Linked DNA regions of Homo sapiens: region 2 is linked to region 1. Evidence: chromatin loops called from intact Hi-C (ENCODE). Cell type or tissue: dorsolateral prefrontal cortex. All regions are shown on one strand. Each heading gives the region's core, and the rest is flanking DNA. Links, peaks and the distances in the headings are about the cores only.

Region 1 (8,844 bases), core at 845-8,844:
CATGGTCTCCTGAGGACAGAGCCACACATTGGCCTCTGTCTCCCCCAGCTTGATCAGGGCAGGAGGTGCCCAAGAAAGCCCAGAAGGAAGGAGTGGGAAATGGTCCCGCACATGTATTGAGCTCCCGCTCCACAGTGAGCCTTTTACTTGCAGCCCAGTAGCCTGGATGGCTCGGCCTTTCTGACATGGAGTTAGGTCACCATCTGGTCACAGCCTGCAGCCCCAAGCTCTTCTCTTTTCATCTAGATAGTGGGCATAACCCTGGATCTTAACAGCCTGTGAGATGCAAGGAAACACCAGACGCCAAGGGCTCATCCCAGTCCCGGGTAGATGATTTTAAGCATTTCGTGTTCCTATCATTGGTCGTTATTGGGGCTCTGGAGCCAACCTCTGTGGCTTCAAATCTTGGCTTCTCCTCTCCTGGCTGGGTGACTTTGGGCAAGTTACTTAACCCCTCTGTGCCTCAGTTTCCTCATCTGTAAAATGGAACTAATCATAAGCTCATTTTCTCTGTTTCTCAGGGCCCTGGAGAGGATTATAACAATTGATATGCATGCAGAGTTTGCACAGCACTTGGTGCAAGGGCTGGGCAAATGCTGGCTGTGGTTGTTATTATCTCGGGGTCACCCTGAGCATCTGATACCAGTGAGGAGACTCTGGCTTCTGGGGAATCTTCCAGAGCTGCAGATCTGAGCCTGGCAGGAGGAACTCTTAGACCTTGTGAAGACTGAATTCCTGTCCCCTGAAGCTCTTGAAACCATCCCATCCATGTCTGCCGGTCAGAGTCACCAGGAAGTTCTTCCTTGTATCTATCCTAAGTCTTTCCTGCGTTGATTTCTCTGGGTTCCCATCCAGGCCGGATAGGAAGACGAGGGAAGGAGCCTTAAGGGTGTCTCAAGCATCAATCCCAGAACTTCCCAGCTCAGCTCAGAAGCCAGCAATGTGAGTCTCTGGCTCCTAGGGGGCCAAGAGCCAGGAGGGGAGGGTTTGCCTGGCTCAGTCTCCTTCGAAGGTCTCCCAGCCACAGCCAGATGCAAAACCACCTTTGTTCCCTGAATTTCAGGCCGTGGGAGGGAATGGGGCCAGCGCCTGGGGTGCGGCTGGGGAGGGAGGAAGAGATGCAAGGATTGAAAACTCGAGGGAGGCCTAGAGCAGCAGGGAGGCAGGACAGGGCACCCTGGGCAGCCAGATAGGGGCAGGGGTGTGGGAAACAGAGGGCGCAGAGCAGGGGCCAGCGGGGCTGGGAATAGGAGCCTCGGGGAGGCCGGTGAGGCGCGGAGAGGGAGGCCTCATACCAGACACTGTCTAGACGCAGCAATTATTGTCAGCTCGGAACACCCAGGCTCTGCCGGTTCAGCTGAAAGGGAGCTTAACAAAGAAGCAAGGGAGGAAGAAAGCAGGGAGAAAAGCCGGCTCCTGGCCTGTCGGGCTCTTTCTCTGCCTTGGCCACCCCCCTTTGTGTTCCACCAGCCCTGGTGGGGGGGACCCCAATGTGAAAGCACAGCTCAGAGATGCCTAATGGGGACACGGCTCCTCCTGGGCCCAGGGGGCCTGGCCAGGATCACTGTGTGGGTTTTTGGGAGGGAGAGGAGGGTGCTCTGGGCTGCCTCCTGCACGTGTATTTCTTTATATGGAGGCAGTGAGAACAGAATTCCCAGGGAGACAGCAGGCCTGAAAGTTTGAATCGCAATTCCCGCAGCTTCCTGCTGTATATATAGCTCTGGGCCGACTACAAATTTCTCTCAGCCTTGGTCTTCTCATCTGCAAAATAGGGAAAAGAACACTGCCTGGGCCAGGCGCGGTGGCTCATGCCTGCAATCCCAGTACTTTGGAAGGCTGAGACGGGTGGATCACCTGATGCCAGGAGTTTGAGACCAGCCTGGACAACACAGCGAAACCCTGTCTCTAATAAAAATACAAAAAATCGGCTGGGTGCGGTGGCTCATGCCTGTAATCCCAGCACTTTGGGAGGCTGAGGCAGGCGAATCACCTAAGGTCGGGAGTTCGAGACCAGCCTGACCAACATGGAGAAACCAAGTCTCTACCAAAAATACAAAATTGGCCGGGTGTGGTGGATTGAGTGCAATGGCGTGATCTCAGCTCACCGCAACCGCTGCCTTCCAGGTTAAAGTGATTCTCCTGCCTCAGCCTCCCAAGTAGCTGGGATTATAGGCATGTGCCTGTAATCCTTTTTCCCTCTTTGCTTCCATCCCAGGGAGAGTCCTTCATGCGTTGGATGGGACCTTCAAGGCCCTAAGTTTTTGTGGCTGCAGAGTCAGCTCAGAGCCATTTGGGCCAAACTCAACAGACCCACAGACAGAGAAAATGTGGCACATGTTCTCGGGCTCAGGGCTGCTACGTGGCCTTTTTCTCTCTCCTCCTCTCCCTGGCATTCTTTGCAGTTTCTGGGACTTTGGGTTCCTCTCTGGCTTCCACTTTCTCTGGGCCTCCCAGAGTCTCTGTGATTGTCTAGACCTTCATTCTCCTGCCACTACCCCAGCCACTGTCTGGAACCTGACCTTGGCTGAGCCACTGGGCCTGGTATTACAGGCAGCTCCAAGCTCAGGAACCCCAAGCTCCATCCTGGGAGAGGACAGACCAGGTCCTGAGTAAGAGGTAGGCAGGTGGCCCTGGACGCTGCCCTCCAGCCACTGGGCTCCTTGAGGAGGGGCTCAGATGCTGCTCCAGGGTTCCAGAGTGACCAGGGCTGGGGGTGGATTTTCAGAGGAGCAGCCCAGGCCCTCCTCCATCCATCATTTCCTAGTCTGGCCTGGCTGGGCCATTCCCTGGTCCTGGAGAGGTTGGAGGTGTCCCATGGGTTGTGCCTCAAGTGGAGGGCAGGGCACTTAGTGCAAGGGACAGTCTCACACACACTCACACTCACTTATACACTCACTCACACACGCACACTCACATATACACTCTCACACACATTCACACTCACACACATATACACTCACACTCACACATATACACTCACACACTCATATACACACACACGAATACTCACACACTCACATTCATATACACACTCATACACACACACTCTCGCACTCCCTCTCATACTTTTACACTCATTCTAACACACACACATGCTGTCCCAGAGCTAAGGCCCTGACACCTGCCCCAGTGACACTCCCCCACCACCAGCCTGGGTCCCTGGCTGCTGGGCACCCTCACTGTGTCTAGAGCTGGAAGCTCCCTTCCCCTCTCCCGCTCCCACATGCCCATAGCTGTCCACTGCCTGCAGATCCAGGGCAGACCCGTCTGCTTGCATCAGAGGCCCACCTCTCTGGAAGATTCCGGCATGTCCCACCATGTCACATGTGGCCCACCTCTCTGGAAGATTCCGGCATGTCCCACCATGTCACATGTGGTTCTCTTTGCCTGTCTCCTCTCTGCACCTTTGCTCAAGCTGTTCCTCCCCCTGGCACACCGTTCCTGGCTGCCCCCACCATGTCTCAAAACAAATGCCTGGCCTCCCATGAACCTGCTCCCCCATGCTGTCCTCTGCCTCGGGGACAGCACCAGTGTCCACCCACTGCACATGCCAGGGCCCAAGGAGCCTCCCCAGCCCCTCCTTCGCCTCCTTCACCCTCACACCATGCCCTGTCCCCTGTACCTCCCACACTGTCTCAGCCAGCTGCCACCATCTCCCCTGGATCTCAGTGCCACACTCCCAACCGGCTTCTGTGTCCACTCTTGTCCCTACCATTCTGAGTAAGCTTTGGCAATCTAGTCTCTTTTCTCTATAAAACCTTTCCTAAGCTTCCAGCCACCACAAGACAAGGGCTGGTCTCAGGCCAAATGACCCCCTCCCTGCCACTGGCCATAGTGATCCCCTCTCAAGCTCTTAGGTCTGTGGCTGGGGGTCCCCATCCAGACCACCCCTGTCCCTCTTGCCTCCACCAGTCTCTCCTCCCCTCGTCAGCCACCCTGGTCCTCAGGCACCCTCTTCAGGGAGGTCTTCTGCGACCTCTGCGGAGGCCAGGCCCAGGGGACCAGTGCTCCCTGCCCGCTACCCCCTTGTCATTCTTTAATGCCTTATTCATCATGATTTGTGCAGCTACCGTCTCTGCTGTAGGACTGCCCTGTGTGGGCCTGGCTGTGGCTGTCTTGTTTGTCACTGTGTCCCCAGCACCCTCCTGGGGCCCTCTCTGGGTTTGGTTTTCAGCCTGGCTCCACCAAGAGGCAGGAAAAAGGGAGCCCCAGTCCCTCCCACCCTCTCCTCCAGGAAGCCCTCCCTGGAGAGACCCTGGAGTATCAGGGGAGGCCTCCTTGCCCCTCCCCTAGGGCTCCCAAGCCCTGTGTCCCAGTGGCCACCAAAGGGCAAGGACATATTGGCTGGAGAGCCCCCAGAACAGGGCTGCGGCTGCCTTGTGCCTTCCACTCCTCCAAGCCCAGCGCCCCGCCCCACCGCCCCCCTCCCCGCCCCCGCCCGGGCCTAGGTTGATGATGCTGGGGGGCTGCTCTCAGCTGGGGCACCAGGAGGCCAGGATGGAGCTCCACAGAGCCCCAGGGGTACGGGAGAGGTGGCAGTGCCCGCTCCGCATCCATTCCTCCTCCCCAGGCCCTGCCAGCTGGCTTCTCCAGCTCCAACTGGGCTCTGCCTTTCCCTCTCCCTCCATCACCCTGCTGCCTCCCCTCCTTCTCCCCTCCTCTCCTGCTCTCTTTCCCGTTCCCTCCCCTCTCCCCATTCCCCTTCCCGGACCTCCCCCGCCCTCACTTCTTTCCTCTCCTCTCCTCTCTTTTCCTCTCCTCTTTTCTCTGAGTCCTTCTCCCTCGCCTCCTTCCTTTCTTCTTCCTGGGTTAAAAATAATCAACTTTCTGGGAAGCAGCAGCTCCTGCTGAGCCGCCCTCCCCACACTCGGGAGCCCCTGAGAATAGCTTTCTGCGGTTCTCCACTAGAGCCCCTCCCCTCCCCTCGCCGCCTCCCCGCGAGCTGACTAATAAGCCCGGCCGCGCGGTGCCAGCTCGGCTGGAAAGGCGTTAACCACTTCGTGCCCGGACTGCGCGAAAGGGGCGGACCGGCTCCCTGCAGGCCCGGGGGGAGGGGTGGCGGGCGCGGGCGGCCCCGGGACACGGCTCAGGACGAGGCCCTGAGCGGCAGGCGGTAGGCCCTCGATTTTTACTGGCGGTGGGATGAATGTTGACTTCTGACCGCCACGCCGGCAGGTCCTGCTGCTGGTGCAGCTAGCAGAGCTTAGTGGCCTCGGTGGGCGCGCCAGGTGCGACACCCAAGGGATGGGTCGGGGTCACATGGAGGGCGTGGCTGGGCCGGTGAGGCTCTCTCCCCGTGGCCCGAGGGACTCCTAGGTCCTGGCACTGGGCACCGCCTGAGGGGAAGCCGGGGCTGGGACCGTTAAAGTTCGGGCCAAGGGCAGGGAAGGGCTGAAAACTGTCCTGGGATCCAAGGACGTCCACAGCTGGTAGGGTCTTTAGCGATCACCCACTCTGCTTCTTGCAGAAAGGGAAACTGAGGCCCAGAGGGTGTGACTGAGGCCGGGACGTCTCTCAGTTCCTGTCCCAGACTAAGGGAGGCCCGCGGCCCTGCAGCCGACTTTCAGTTCGGGCGCCTCTGCAGGGGTAAGGTTGGGGGAGGGGAGGGTGTACATCAAGGTCAAAGGTGAGGGGTAGGTGGGGAGAGAAGAAGCGCTGAGCTCTGCGGGGTCCCCGTCAGCCCCGCCCACTCCGCGTGGTCCCGGCATTACCTCATCGCGGCGCGCGCTCATTGGCTGGCTCCCCCCTTGAAGGACAGCCCAATGCGGCGGAGCCCGTTAACCCTTTCCGCCCCGCGGACTCTGCCCTGGCCATGCCACCTGCCTCCGCGGCCCCCAAGCGGCTTTCAGGCGCTGGAGGGCCACGGAGAACAGGGAAGGGTAGTGTGGGAGCCGGCTTGAGGCCAGAGAGCACAGTGGTTAGAGCACAGGTCAGACAACTACGTCTTCGGCCCCTGTCCTGCGGCCGGCCGGCCGGCTGTGTGACCTTGGGGGACTGGCTTCACCTCGCCGAGCCTCCGCTAGTTTGCTCAGCTGTAAACAGGTGAATGATGTAACTCCTGCCCTTCCCAATTCCTTCTTCCCGGTGTACTTGCCAAGTGCCAGGCACACGTGGGCTCTGCGTTCTATTCCACCTTGTCTCCTCACTGGAAGAGGTACAGTTATTATTATGGGTTTTCCGGGGAGGAAACAGGGCTCAGGGCAGCAAAGCTGCCTCCCAAGGTCACGCATCAAGAAAGTCACAGAGCTGGGATTTGACCCCGAGTCTGCGGGTTCTGAGCTGTACTCCTCCCCAGGGCAAGATTCTGCTTCTGCTGGGAGGCGCTGCTTCTAGGAGCTCTCCGTCTCTCCGGAAGGAGGGACAGGACTCATACCCAGCTGGTCAGCTCGTGACAGATGCCACTGTGGCCAAATAAAACCAGAGCCCAGGATCTCCATGGACAAGGGACAGGAAGAAGGGTGAGGGCAGGGAGGGGCTGGAGTTGAATCCTCAAACAGGGAGGCAGGAGGACCCTCAGACAAAGGCAGGGGGCTGGACTGAGCCCAGCGAGGGTGCATGGAGTAGGAAGCTCTGAAGAAGCCTGCAGGATCCCCTGGGGGTCAGCCTGCTGGTTAGGGGTCAGCCCAGGGAGGCGGCTTCTCTCTGGGCAGCACCAGGGGTCAGCCTGGGGCAGGAGTGCAAGCCGAGGCCCACATACCTCATGTCTAGGTATTTACAAGTTATAAATCAAGCTAACAAACTGCTAAATAAAATATGTTCTGTTGCCGGGTGCGGTGGCTCACGCCTGTAATCCCAGCACTTTGGGAGGCTGAGGCGGGCAGATCACCTGAGGTCGGGAGTTGGAGACTAACCTGACCAACATGGAGAAACCACGTCTCTACTAAAAATATAAAATTAGCCAGGCATGGTGGCGCATGCCTGTAATCCCAGCTACTCGGGAGGCTGAGGCAGGAGAATTGCTTGAACCAGGGAGGTGGAGGTTGCAGTGAGCCGAGATCACACCACTGCACTCCAGCCTGGGCAACAAAAGCGAAACTCCGTCTCAAAAAAAAAAAAAAAGTTCTGTCCTCCTTCCTTGACAAATACACCTTCATAAGGACAAACACACCTGGAAGGCTGGGTTTGTGTTTAGAATTCTCAGGCTCCTTGGAGACCACAGGAGGAGCTGTAGCGGGTTGGGGAGCCCGCCTCTCAGCCTCTGGCCTCCGGCTTCACACTCGCCTCTTCTTTTCTTTTTGCCCCAGGTTCTGTCCTTTTCCCTGAGGGGCTGTGCATGCTCAGGTGTAGGCACTCCAGGCTGTAAGCACATGTTCTGTCCACACCCCCTGCCAACAGCCACCTCCTGGTCACTCCTGGGGTTTAGGGGTGCCCAAACAGGTGGCTCAGACAACCCTCAGGAGGATGCACACAGGACGCAGGCTGGGGCCATTGAACAGGGAACTCCAGGGCCCCAGGTGCCAGATCATGGTCAAGGGGCCCATGGCTCCAGCTGGAAATGTCTCCCTGGTCCAGGAGCGCTGCCCTCTAAAGCACAGGGCTCAAGTCTGTGGGCTGATGGCCCCAGGGTGCTGCGGCAGCTGGGGTGGCCAGAGCTGGACACGGGGTCTCCCTCCATCCTTGAGCTTGCTCCTAACCATCACCTCCAGCCATGTACCCCCGCCCCAGCCAGATTCCCCATGCCCCAACCAAATGCCGACCCTGGGGAGCTTCCCACCTCAATGAGTCAGCTCCCTTTACCCTGTCCCCACTGCCCCCCACCCTTATCCCCCTTATCCGGCTGCTCCATCTCCCGCCTGCTCCCTGGGCTCCTAGCCCCTACTCTCTGCCTGCCCCCCAACCCCCCTCCGCCACCCTAACCTCCTATCTGCCCTCCTCAGCTCAGCCAGCCAGATCTTTCTAAAATGCAAGGCTGCAGGCTTCCTTCCCTCTCTAACCAGCGCTGGTTCCCGGGCTCTCTACATATCATCCCCAGGCTCTGGAGGTCTCTCCTTTCCTCCCCTCTCCTCTCCTCGGGTTCTGAGCTCTAGCCATTTGGGCCTTCTCTCCAATTCAGTTTTGTGTGCTTTCTGCCTCACGGTCTTCATGCGTGCTACCCCCCTCTACCTGGAACCATGTTTTCTGCTCTTTGTCCCCGGCTCCCCAGACCAGCAGAAACCACATGGCGATGAGCACATGGAGTTATCAGTTTCCAGTGTGTTTCCTACCTGGCCTGCAGGCAACAGGAGGACAGGCTGGGTCAGTGCTGTTCACTGCTCCATCTTCAGTGTCTGGCACAGAGCAGGTGTCACTGAAGTTTCGTAAGTCAGATGCATCTGCACTGGGCTTGAAATCAAGACACCACAGCAGCTAATGTCTATTGTATGCTCACTGTGTCCTGGGCCCTGCTTTTAAGCATATGACATGTATTAGTTCACTTATTTCTCACAACAATCTTTGAAATAGGAATGATTACTATCTCCACTCTACAGAATGAGGACACTAAGGCACAGAGAAGTTCAGAGACTTAGGCTCACAGCTGGCCAGTGACAGACCCCGATTTGAACCCAGGCAATGGAGCTCCAATGCTGAACCACCTCTTGCCATCTAGCCCCAGCTGGGCCAAGGCCTTGCTGTGGGTCCCTGGGCCAGTGTCTCCACTTCTCTGAGCTGCAGCTTTGTTTTTTTTTTTTTTTTGGGATGGAGTTTCGCTCTTTTTGCCAAGGCTGGAGTGCAATAGTGTGATCTCGGCTCACCGCAACCTCTGCCTCCCGGGTTCAAGCGATTCTCCTGCCTCAGCCTCCTGAGTAGCTGGGATTACAGGCATGCACCAACACGCCTGGCTAATTTTGTATTTTTTAGCAGAGA
Region 2 (8,844 bases), core at 1-8,000, 73 kb before region 1:
CTCAAAGGCTGTTGTACTTGTAGTTTGTTTGGGACGAGTACTCCTAGGGGCAAGAGTGAGGGATGGGGAGTGGGAAGAGCAAAACAGGAGCGGCAAGAAAACCAATGCAAAGGCCAGGCGCGGTGGCTCACGCTTGTCATCCCAGCACTTTGGAAGGCCGAGGTGGGTGGATCACTTGGCATCAGGAGTTAGAGACCAGCCTGGCCAACATGGCAAAACCCTGTCTCTACTAAAGATACAAGAATTACCAGCCTGGCGAACACGGCAAAACCCCGTCTCTACTAAAAATACAAAAATTAGCCAGGTGTGGTGGCAGGTGCCTGTAATCCCAGCTACTTGGGAGGCTGAGGCTGGAGAATCACTTGAACCAAGGAGGCGGAGGTTGCAGTGAGCCAAGGTTGTGCCACTGCACTCCAGCCAGGGTGACAGAGCGAGACTCTGTCTCAAAAAAAAAAAAAAAAAAAAAGAAAAGAAAAAAAGAAAGGCTGAGCATGCATGATGGCACGTGCCCGCCCATAGTCCCAGCTACTCAGGAGGCTGAAGTGGGAGAATTGCTTGAACCTGGGAGGTGGAAGTTTCAGTGAGCTGAGATCGCACCACTACACTCCAGCCTGGGTGACAGAGCGAGACTCTGTCTCAAAAAAAAAAAAAGAAAGCCAATGCAAACGTGCATTGCTGAGTTCACCATTATGGAAGCTGGGGTGCCAGATCCCCCAGGATCATCGGAGCTGCCTTGCAAAATGCATCTCAGAACCATCCGCCCAGGGGAAGAAAGGAGGGAGCATTGGTTCCAGGGCTCTGCTGCCTTTGAGGAAGCGTTGGCCTGTAGGGTGTTCACACCTTTGCACTTGCAGTTGAGCATGTGTAACTGCCGAGTGGGTTACTGTGGAGGGGCGGAGGTGGGGGGATCCCACACTGTGGCATCAGCAAAGCCCCGGGCTGGAAGCAAGAGGCAAGCACAGGGGCCTAGGGCGGGCCATTGTCAGCTCACAGCTGTATGGAGCTTGTCAAGGCCTGTGAGGTCTGTTTACTGCAGCTGGGCCTGGATTAGGAGGTGAAGCCAAGAGGTCTGAAGCGTTCAGGTGAGCTGCTCAACACAGTCCGCCCCTTGTAGCACTCAGCCCCGCCCCTGCCCCCCGCTGGGTCCACCGTCAGAGTCCCCTTCGAGGTGCTGGTATCTGCAGTGCCTGCAGACAGCTCATGCTAGAGGGTTACCGAGAAGAGCTCAGAACCCACCTGAGTGGGAACCCCTTTCTTTGCATGTTGGTCCTGGTCCCTGGCACAAAGGCCCCAGTGTGACAGATGCAGTCACAGGTTTGAGTTCGGTGGGATCCACCCTGTGCCCAGTGGAGCCCTCCCCTACTTCCCTTCTCCCCTGCCCTCTCTCCCCTCTCCCCTGTCCCAGATAGCTGGGGCCTCTCATCTGACACACCTAAAGTTGCAGGGACAAGAAGCACAAATCCACAAGGAGGTCCCCGGTGGAATGGGGTCGGGGGGCGGGCAATCCTATTTCTACAACTTGTCCCTGGACCATGTGTTCCAGCTTCTGGGGACATGGCACCTGTGACTGGTTGTTGGCTCTGTGCTTGGGGTGCTGCACAAGCTGGCCGCCCCTACATTCCATCAGGCCCAGGCTCCAGGGTGAGACCGGTGGGCATCACGCTCATGTGCCCACTGGGATCCTTCCTCACCATAAACTGTGTCCCTAGGTCCGGGGCCTAGGTTGGCAGGATCCCACATCTCCAGATGGGGCATTCCGAGCTGCATTCTGGATGCAGTGGCGGCATGGAGATCTGTCAGGTGGCACAGAACTACTGCCATGGCTGGATTCCGAGGTGAAGACGAGAAGAACGAGGGTTGTGGAATAGCGGGTGCTGCTCACAGGGCTCAGAGTGCAGATACAGAGAAGGCTCAGCACAGGATCTGGCACAGTGGGTCTACCGAATTGCCACTATGCCCATTTTACAGATGGGAAGCCTGAGGCTCAGAGGAGGAGGCAGCTTGCCCAAGGACCCAGGGCTAGCGGGCAGCAGAGCTGGGTTGGGGACCAGCCTTAAAAATCCTGTGCTTGTAGCTGTGAGGCTGTCTTCCCTGCCTCACTGCTGACCCAGTGAGTACATGTCTCTTTACAAAAAGAGTATCGTTCTGTGCCTGTGCTGGCCCAGGGAACGTCGAGGAGGCCAAGGTCACCCCACATGGCCTTCTGGGGCAGCTCCTCCTCTGACCGACAGAGGCCTTTCTGAGATGGCTGGTGGCCAAAGCCACTAACTGAGGGGCAGGACAAGGGGACTCTGAGCACCTTAGTCCCTACCCCACATCCCAGCTTCTATCCAGGATCCAAAAGTTTCTCCTGATGGGCACTCCTTCCCCTCCAGCTCAGACAAGTGGGCAGGGCTCTGGTGTCAGACGGACCTGAGCTCTGCCCTCTTCTCCCTCCTGGCTTTGGGACCCTGGGTGAATCTTGGTCTCTGTTCCTTCATCTCACTTCATGGGGACTGAATGAGACCCAGGGGTGAGGCCCCCAGCCCACAGCTGCTGTTAATCCAGGGCTCTCCTCTCTTAGGAAGGACACAGAGTCCACTAATGACCATTGGTCCACCAAGGCACAGAGAGGGCAAGGGGCCTGCCTAGGTCACCAGCAGGCCTGAGTCTAGTCCTGACTCCCAATCCAGGCCTCCTTTGACCATACCCCAAAAGAAAATGAAGGTGGAGACGTGGGGGTTGCGGGGAGAGGAAGGAGATGGGGAAGCGGGGGGACCTTACACTCACTCCCCCACATAGTGCCTCACACATAGTTGGTGTTCACTAAATATTTGCTGAATGATGAGTAAATGTTAGGTGGTTGGATAGATGGGGCCTCAGGCGGGTGAGACCCAGCTATGTGCTGTTTCGAATCCCAGCCCACGGCGTCCTGCCAGTCCCCCTGCTAACCTCATTTGGTTGCTAGCAGTAGCCTTCATTTTCTGCTGAGTCACTACTCTCAACCCAGACGTGGGGTTGGGCGTGCCAGGAATTTGGAGGGAAGAAAGATTGACAGAACCTCAGCACCTCAACACCAGCTCCATTTTTAAGATGAAGAAACCGAGGCGGGGGAGGAGGTCTGCTCAGTCCTGGAACACCCCACTTCCCCAGCAGCCTTAGGCCGCCACCCCTGCCCGGCTTACCCACCTCCATCGGGGAGCCTCTGTCATTCTGGTAGCTGGGGGGTGGGGGACTGGGGAACAGAACACATTCCCCAGGGCCCTTTGAGTCATGCTGAGTCCTGTAGAAGTCCCAGCACCACCCATGGTGCTCCCAGGAAGCTTTAGCTGGCCTCTGGGAAGCAAATTGGGGCTCCTGACCCCTCTAAACAGAGAATGGCACCCCCGCTCCATGAGTCTCTTTCCTCCTTTCCTCTCTGGCCCCTCTTGCCCTTCTCTGTGCCTGGTGGCAGGATTTAGGAGCCCATCTCTGTCCCCCATAAGTACTGTGGCTGGGCGAGCCCCTGCCCTTCCCTGGGCCTCACTGGCCCAGCTGGGACCAGGCCAGCAAACCCAAGTCTCTCTTGACCTGACCCCCCAGGACACTGTGTCCATTGGAGCTCTGACTGTACCCCCTTTGCCCTGGTGCCCTCCAGTCCCCACCCCTCTCTCTCTCTCTGGCCCTCTTATGGACTCTTCCAGAGGGAGACTGTCCCACCCCACCTCCTGGCTTCTCCTTCCTCTTGGTCTCTCTCCTCCTGGCCATCCTCATTGGAAAATGCCAAGTCTGCAGGTTTCCCATGACCTTGAACAACCGGCAGTTTGGGAGTGAGCAGCTCTGAGCTTTGCAAGGAGGGCCTAGGGTGAGGCCCACCATGGGTCCTGGGGGCTGCATTGCCTTTGCACCCCACACCCTGTCCTGCTGACCTTGCTTCATTTTTCTCCATGGCAAGTGGCATCTTCTCACTGCTTACTTGGGTATTGTACGTCCATGGCCTCAGTAGAATGTTCCTTCCACAACGGTAGGGGTTTTGTCAGCTGTGGTCACTGCTTGGTCCTCACCCGGAAGGCCTATAACAGTGCCTGGCCCACAGGGGGCCTCCATGAGTGCTGAGGAAGGAGGATTTCCTCCAAGCCACCTGTGGGGAGCACTTCCTTGTGGGCATCACTGCCTCTGATGCACCATCTGCCTGCCCAGGATATGCCAGGCCCCTTTCAGAAGATGGGGAAACTGAGGCTCAGAGAGGAAGAGACGAAGGGAAGGAACGGATGCAACCTCACACAGTGGTCCCTGGTGGGAGTCCAGAGGAACGGATGCAACCTCACACAGTGGTCCCTGGTGGGAGTCCAGAGTCGAACCCACGCATTCAGGCCGTGGCGCTTGACTTAGCCCTTCCTCCCACCAGCCAGCCAGTCCGCCAACAGCTGAGAGGGGCTGGGACAGCCCCGCCCGCACCCCACGTCCCTGACGCCTTCGGCCACGCCCCTGTGGTAGAGTGAAGAAACTGAGGCACCCCGCCTCCTCGGATTCCTTGCAAGCCTCCTTCCCACACCCGCGCCCGCGCCCCCGCCCCCTCCTCGGGCCCTGCCCTCCCTCCCTGGCCTGGCCCCGGCCCCGGCCCCGGCCCCGGCCCCGCGTAGCCCCCGGCCCTTGGCAGAGCTCAGCCCGCGCCCACCCGGAGCCGGGGAGGGAGAGAAAAATGAGTTTTCCTGCCGCCCGGTGGCGGTGTCAATTGATCGCGCGCGGGCGGGGCTGCGCGCCGGGCTGGGGGCCTTGCTCGCAGCTGCCGGCGCGCAATTATCGGGAAAAAACTGGGGCGGCTGCCGCGGTGAAATTAGTTATCGATCCCTCGGTGGGGCCGCGGGGCCGCGCTTGGCGCTGAGGGCTGCAGACCCGGCCAAGCCCGCTGGGCGGGGCGGGGGCCTGGGGGGCGGCGGGGGCGGGCCCTCCCCCTGCTCCGGCCTCTCCCTCCTCCCCCTCCTCCTCCCTCCTCCTCCCGCCCGCGCTCCCCTCTCCCATTCATCCTGCCGCCGTATCGACCCGCGGCCGACCCCGCGCGGCCAGGCGCCCCCGCCCGCTGCCCTCTCCTTTCCCAGCCCGGCCTCCCCCGCGGGGGCTGTCACCGAGCGCCTGGCACGGCCGGGCCATGCCCCGGGGAAGGAGGGACCAGGGCCGGGGGCGGGAGCCAGCCCTTGTGCTCGCAGCCCTGGGTTCGGAGCCCAGCTGCCCGGGAAGGTTTCCAGATCTCCCTGAGCCTCAGTTTCCCCATCTGTAAACTGGGTGGTGGTGGCTTCGTCCCCCGCTTTGAGAGGACAGCAGGAGAGGCGTCCTGAGAAGTGAGTTCGCCTGGAAGCTGCCGGGCTGTAGTTTGCGTTGATACCACCGATCTTCCCGGTCACTCTAGGAGACGGGCCATATCCCCGTTTTACAAATGAGGAAACTAACTCAGCGAGGGGAGACGCCGTGTCCAGGGACACACAGTAAGCAGGTGGCCCAGGAGGACCCCAGAACCCGGCTGGAGGTGGCGGTGGGGGGCGAGGGGTGCCTGCGGAAGGAGAGGAACAGGAGCAGCGGGAGGTCAGCGCTGGCACCTGCAGCCCTGTCAGCCTGCGGGGGTGCGGAAGTTTGGGAGGTCTTAGCAGAGTGGTGCTGACAGATCGTAGAGCGTGGGTGGAGGTCAGGGCTCCCCAGCCCTCGCTGAGCCATTGGCTCGGCAGCCTCCTGGTTGGAGAGGAAGAGTGGGGAGGGACAGAGGAAGGAGAGGGAAGCAAAGAGGAGAAGGGGAGTGTCTTTGCCCAGAGCCAGCCTGCCACCCTCTCCTTTCCCAGCACTAGGCTGCATTTGGAAGGGAGGCGCCAGGCTGGAGAGCAGGGGATGTGAGTTCCAATCCTGAGGCTCCACTAGGTGGTGTGACCTTGAGCAAGGCCCTGCCCCTCCCCAGGCCTCCTACAAAGATGGTATTTGGTCCTATGTCCCTCAAGGCTCCTTCGGGCTCCCCTCTGCCTGCCAGCCACAGCCTCATGCATCTCAGAGTCTCAGAACATTTTTTTTTTTTTTTTTTTTTTGAGAAAGAGTCACTCTGTCACCCAGGCTGAAGTGCAGTGGCATGATCTCAGCTCACTGCAACCTCCACCTCCCGGGTTCAAGGGATTTTCCCGCCTCAGCCTCCTGAGTAGCTGAGATTACAGGTGTGCACCACCATGCCTGGCTAATGTTTTTTGTATTTTAGCAGAGATGGGGGTTTTACCATGTTGCCCAGGCTGATCTCGAACCCCTGAGCTAAGGCAATCCGCCCACTCAGCCTCCCAAAGTGCTAAGATTACAGGCGTGAGTCACTGCGCTCGGCCCTCAGCACATCTTCATCCAGCATCTACTGTGTGCCAGGACTGTGCTGGGCACAGCAGATACAGCTGAGGACAAGACAGCCCCTGTCACAGCTCTCTCGGAGCAAGATGGGTATTAAGCAAACCATTGTATGGCCGTGCACTTACACCTTGGGGGGCGTTCAAGGGGACTGACAGGATATGTGCGCTGGGGTGGGTGGGTCACCGGGGAAGCCTCCCAGAGTCAGTGACATTTGAAGGTAGGACGTGGCAGGGGCAGGGAAGAGCAGGCTTCGCGGGGAAACGACATGAGCCAAGGCCCAAGTTCAAAAGGAGCTCTGAGCATTGCAGCAACAGAGAAAGGCTGGTATGCTGGAGGCAGAGAATGCCGGAGGACAGGTGAGGGGGATGAGGCTGGCAGGGCCAGGCCGTGGTGGGCTTGGGTGTTGCGAAGGAGGTTACGCCCCTTCCCGAAGGCGGAGGAACACAAAGTATTCGATCGCGGAGGGACAGGGTCAAGTCCGGCCCCTCGGCTGGAAGCCTGCGTGTTCCTGTTCGCCCATGGGTGTTGCACGCAGAAGTCCTGCTTTGGAGGTCTGGTTTTGTTCTTGGCCTCTCTGAGCCTCAGTTTCCTATTCTGTAATAGCCTCCAATGCTGTAGTGGCTGTGGGTTTTGGTGGGGACAGCCCTGGGTTCAAGTCTTCCTTTATAAGTCGTGAGTCCTTGGGCGGTGTCCAACAAGCGGCTCAAAGGGGCCCTGTGTTCTCCCTCTCCCAGCTTTCCTGGCTCCCCAGATGGGATTCTAGAGGCGTCCTCAGGATCCAGAACAAGGTCTCCTTGGTGACAGGGGAGGCGATGGGTAGCCCCTCCGCTGGCCTGATGGTGAGGAGAGGCAGGGCGGGAGGGCTGGAGGCCAGTGCTGGGGGTCACTGTTCCTGCCTCTTCCCCTCTGGACTCCCCTTGCTCGCTGCAAGGGGACACAGAAAATGACAGAGGGACAAGCTGGCCTGTTGGGACTGGGGCTGCCTTATGTCCTGTAAAAATTGGTCCTCCCCTGGCTTCTGGGGACCACACTATATTCTATTCTTGATTGGGACATGGTTATTACAGATGAGTTCACTTTGTAAAGATTCACAGAACTGAACACCTGGGATGCATTTCTGTGTATGTGTCACACTTCAACAAAAAGTGCCACTGGGGGCTGGGTGCAGTGGTTCATGCCTGTAATCTCAGCACTTTGGGAGGCTGAGGCGGGCGGATCACATGAGATCAGGAGTTCGAGACCAGCCTGACCAACAAGGTGAAACCCCATCTCTACTGAAAATATAAAAATTAGCCGGGCCTGGTGGCACACGCCTGTAATCCTAGCTACTCAGGAGGCTGAGGCAGGAGAATCGCTTGAACCCAGGAGGCGGAGGTTGTGATGAGCTGAGATCGCGCCACTGCACTCCAGCCTGGGCGACAGAGCAAGACTCCGTCTCAAAAAAAAAATGCCACTTCTCTGAGCTGCTGGTGGCTGACCGCAGCCTGTGAGGTAGGCGCAAACATCCCCTTTGGCAGAAGACAAGAGTGAGGCCCTGGGGGAACTGAGCCCTCACCTGACTGCAGTGGGTCCCGAAGGAGCCCAGGCATGTACCCGCTGGAGAGGGCTCTGTCTCCAGCTCCCCCAGGTCTGAAGAGCACACCTGGCTGGTTTCTGGGATTCCTGTGACTATAGAATGCACCTGCTGACAGGGGCCACTGAGAGAGAATTAGCCATGGCATCGCAGGATCAAAACCATCTGGTTGGCCGGGTGCAGTGGCTCACGCCTGTCATCCCAACACTTTGGGAGGCTGAGGGGGACAGATCACTTGAGGTCAGGAGTTTGAGACCAGCCTGGCCAACATGGTGAAACCCCGTCTCTACTAAAAATACAAAAAATATGCTGGGTGTGGTGGTGGGCACCTGTAATCTCAGCTACTCGGGAGGCTGAGGAAGGAGAGTCGCTTGAACCCGGGAGGCAGGGGTTGCAGTGAGCTGAGATCACAACACTGCACTCCAGCATGGGTGATAGAGTGAGACTCTGTCTTAAAAACAAACAAACAACAAAAAATACCAACCATCTGGTTGACGGGTGTGGTGGTTCACGCCTGTAATCCCAGCACTTTGGGAGGCTGAGGTGGGCAGATCACATGTGGTCAGTTCAAGACCAGCCTGGCCCACATGGTGAAACTCTGCCTCTACTAAAAATACAAAAAATTAGCCAGGCATGATGGCGCATGCTTGTAATCCCAGCTACTTGGGAGGCTGAGGCAGGAGACTCCTTGAACCTGGGAGGCAGAGGTTGCAGTGAGTTGAGATTGCGCCACTGCACTCCAGCTTGGGCGATGAGCGAAAGTCCATCTCAAAAACAATAACAACAGCAAAAAAAACACAAAACCATCTGGTCTTCTCCCTGGCCCTAGGAACACTGAGGCACACAGAAAATCAGTGACTCAGCCAGGTCTTCCAGTGTGGAGATAGAGCCAGGATTTCAAACAAGACCTGCCTACCTGGCTACAAGGCCACAAAGCCACGTGT

Evidence for each region. Peaks named below come from ENCODE experiments on the same cell type or tissue, not always from the same donor. Only the 100,000 strongest peaks of a DNase experiment are listed, where the experiment ranks them.
Region 2: a loop joins it to region 1, with 2.8 times the contacts of the local background. A loop is called at or near these places in 35 of 110 quality-filtered maps.

What each region holds. Positions count from the first base shown.
Region 1 is chr9:129,492,956-129,501,799 of GRCh38, reverse strand. LOC124900275 (extensin-like) reads right to left here. Exons shown (of 4, transcript XM_047424330.1): 2 at 8,205-8,322. It overlaps LINC00963 (long intergenic non-protein coding RNA 963), which reads right to left. Exons shown (of 5, transcript NR_038955.1): 2 at 8,205-8,322. Among named protein-coding and RNA genes, the nearest start is that of LINC00963, 8.7 kb to the right of the region's middle. RefSeq lists enhancers at 3,329-3,896, 3,897-4,465, 4,780-5,578, 5,579-6,379, 6,380-7,179 and 1 more and silencers at 4,937-5,136, 5,667-5,796, 5,817-5,866. In dorsolateral prefrontal cortex, for the core only: no CTCF peak of the experiment used is centred there; DNase peaks (open chromatin) are centred at 1,319, 4,919, 5,229, 5,729 and 2 weaker places; H3K4me3 peaks cover 3,938 bases; H3K27ac peaks cover 8,000 bases.
Region 2 is chr9:129,564,963-129,573,806 of GRCh38, reverse strand. No RefSeq gene overlaps it. Among named protein-coding and RNA genes, the nearest start is that of C9orf50, 52 kb to the left of the region's middle. RefSeq lists enhancers at 1,404-2,265, 2,823-3,117, 2,266-3,129, 3,130-3,993. In dorsolateral prefrontal cortex, for the core only: a CTCF peak has its summit at 4,032; DNase peaks (open chromatin) are centred at 2,956, 5,106, 5,832, 7,024 and 2 weaker places; H3K4me3 peaks cover 1,979 bases; H3K27ac peaks cover 5,545 bases.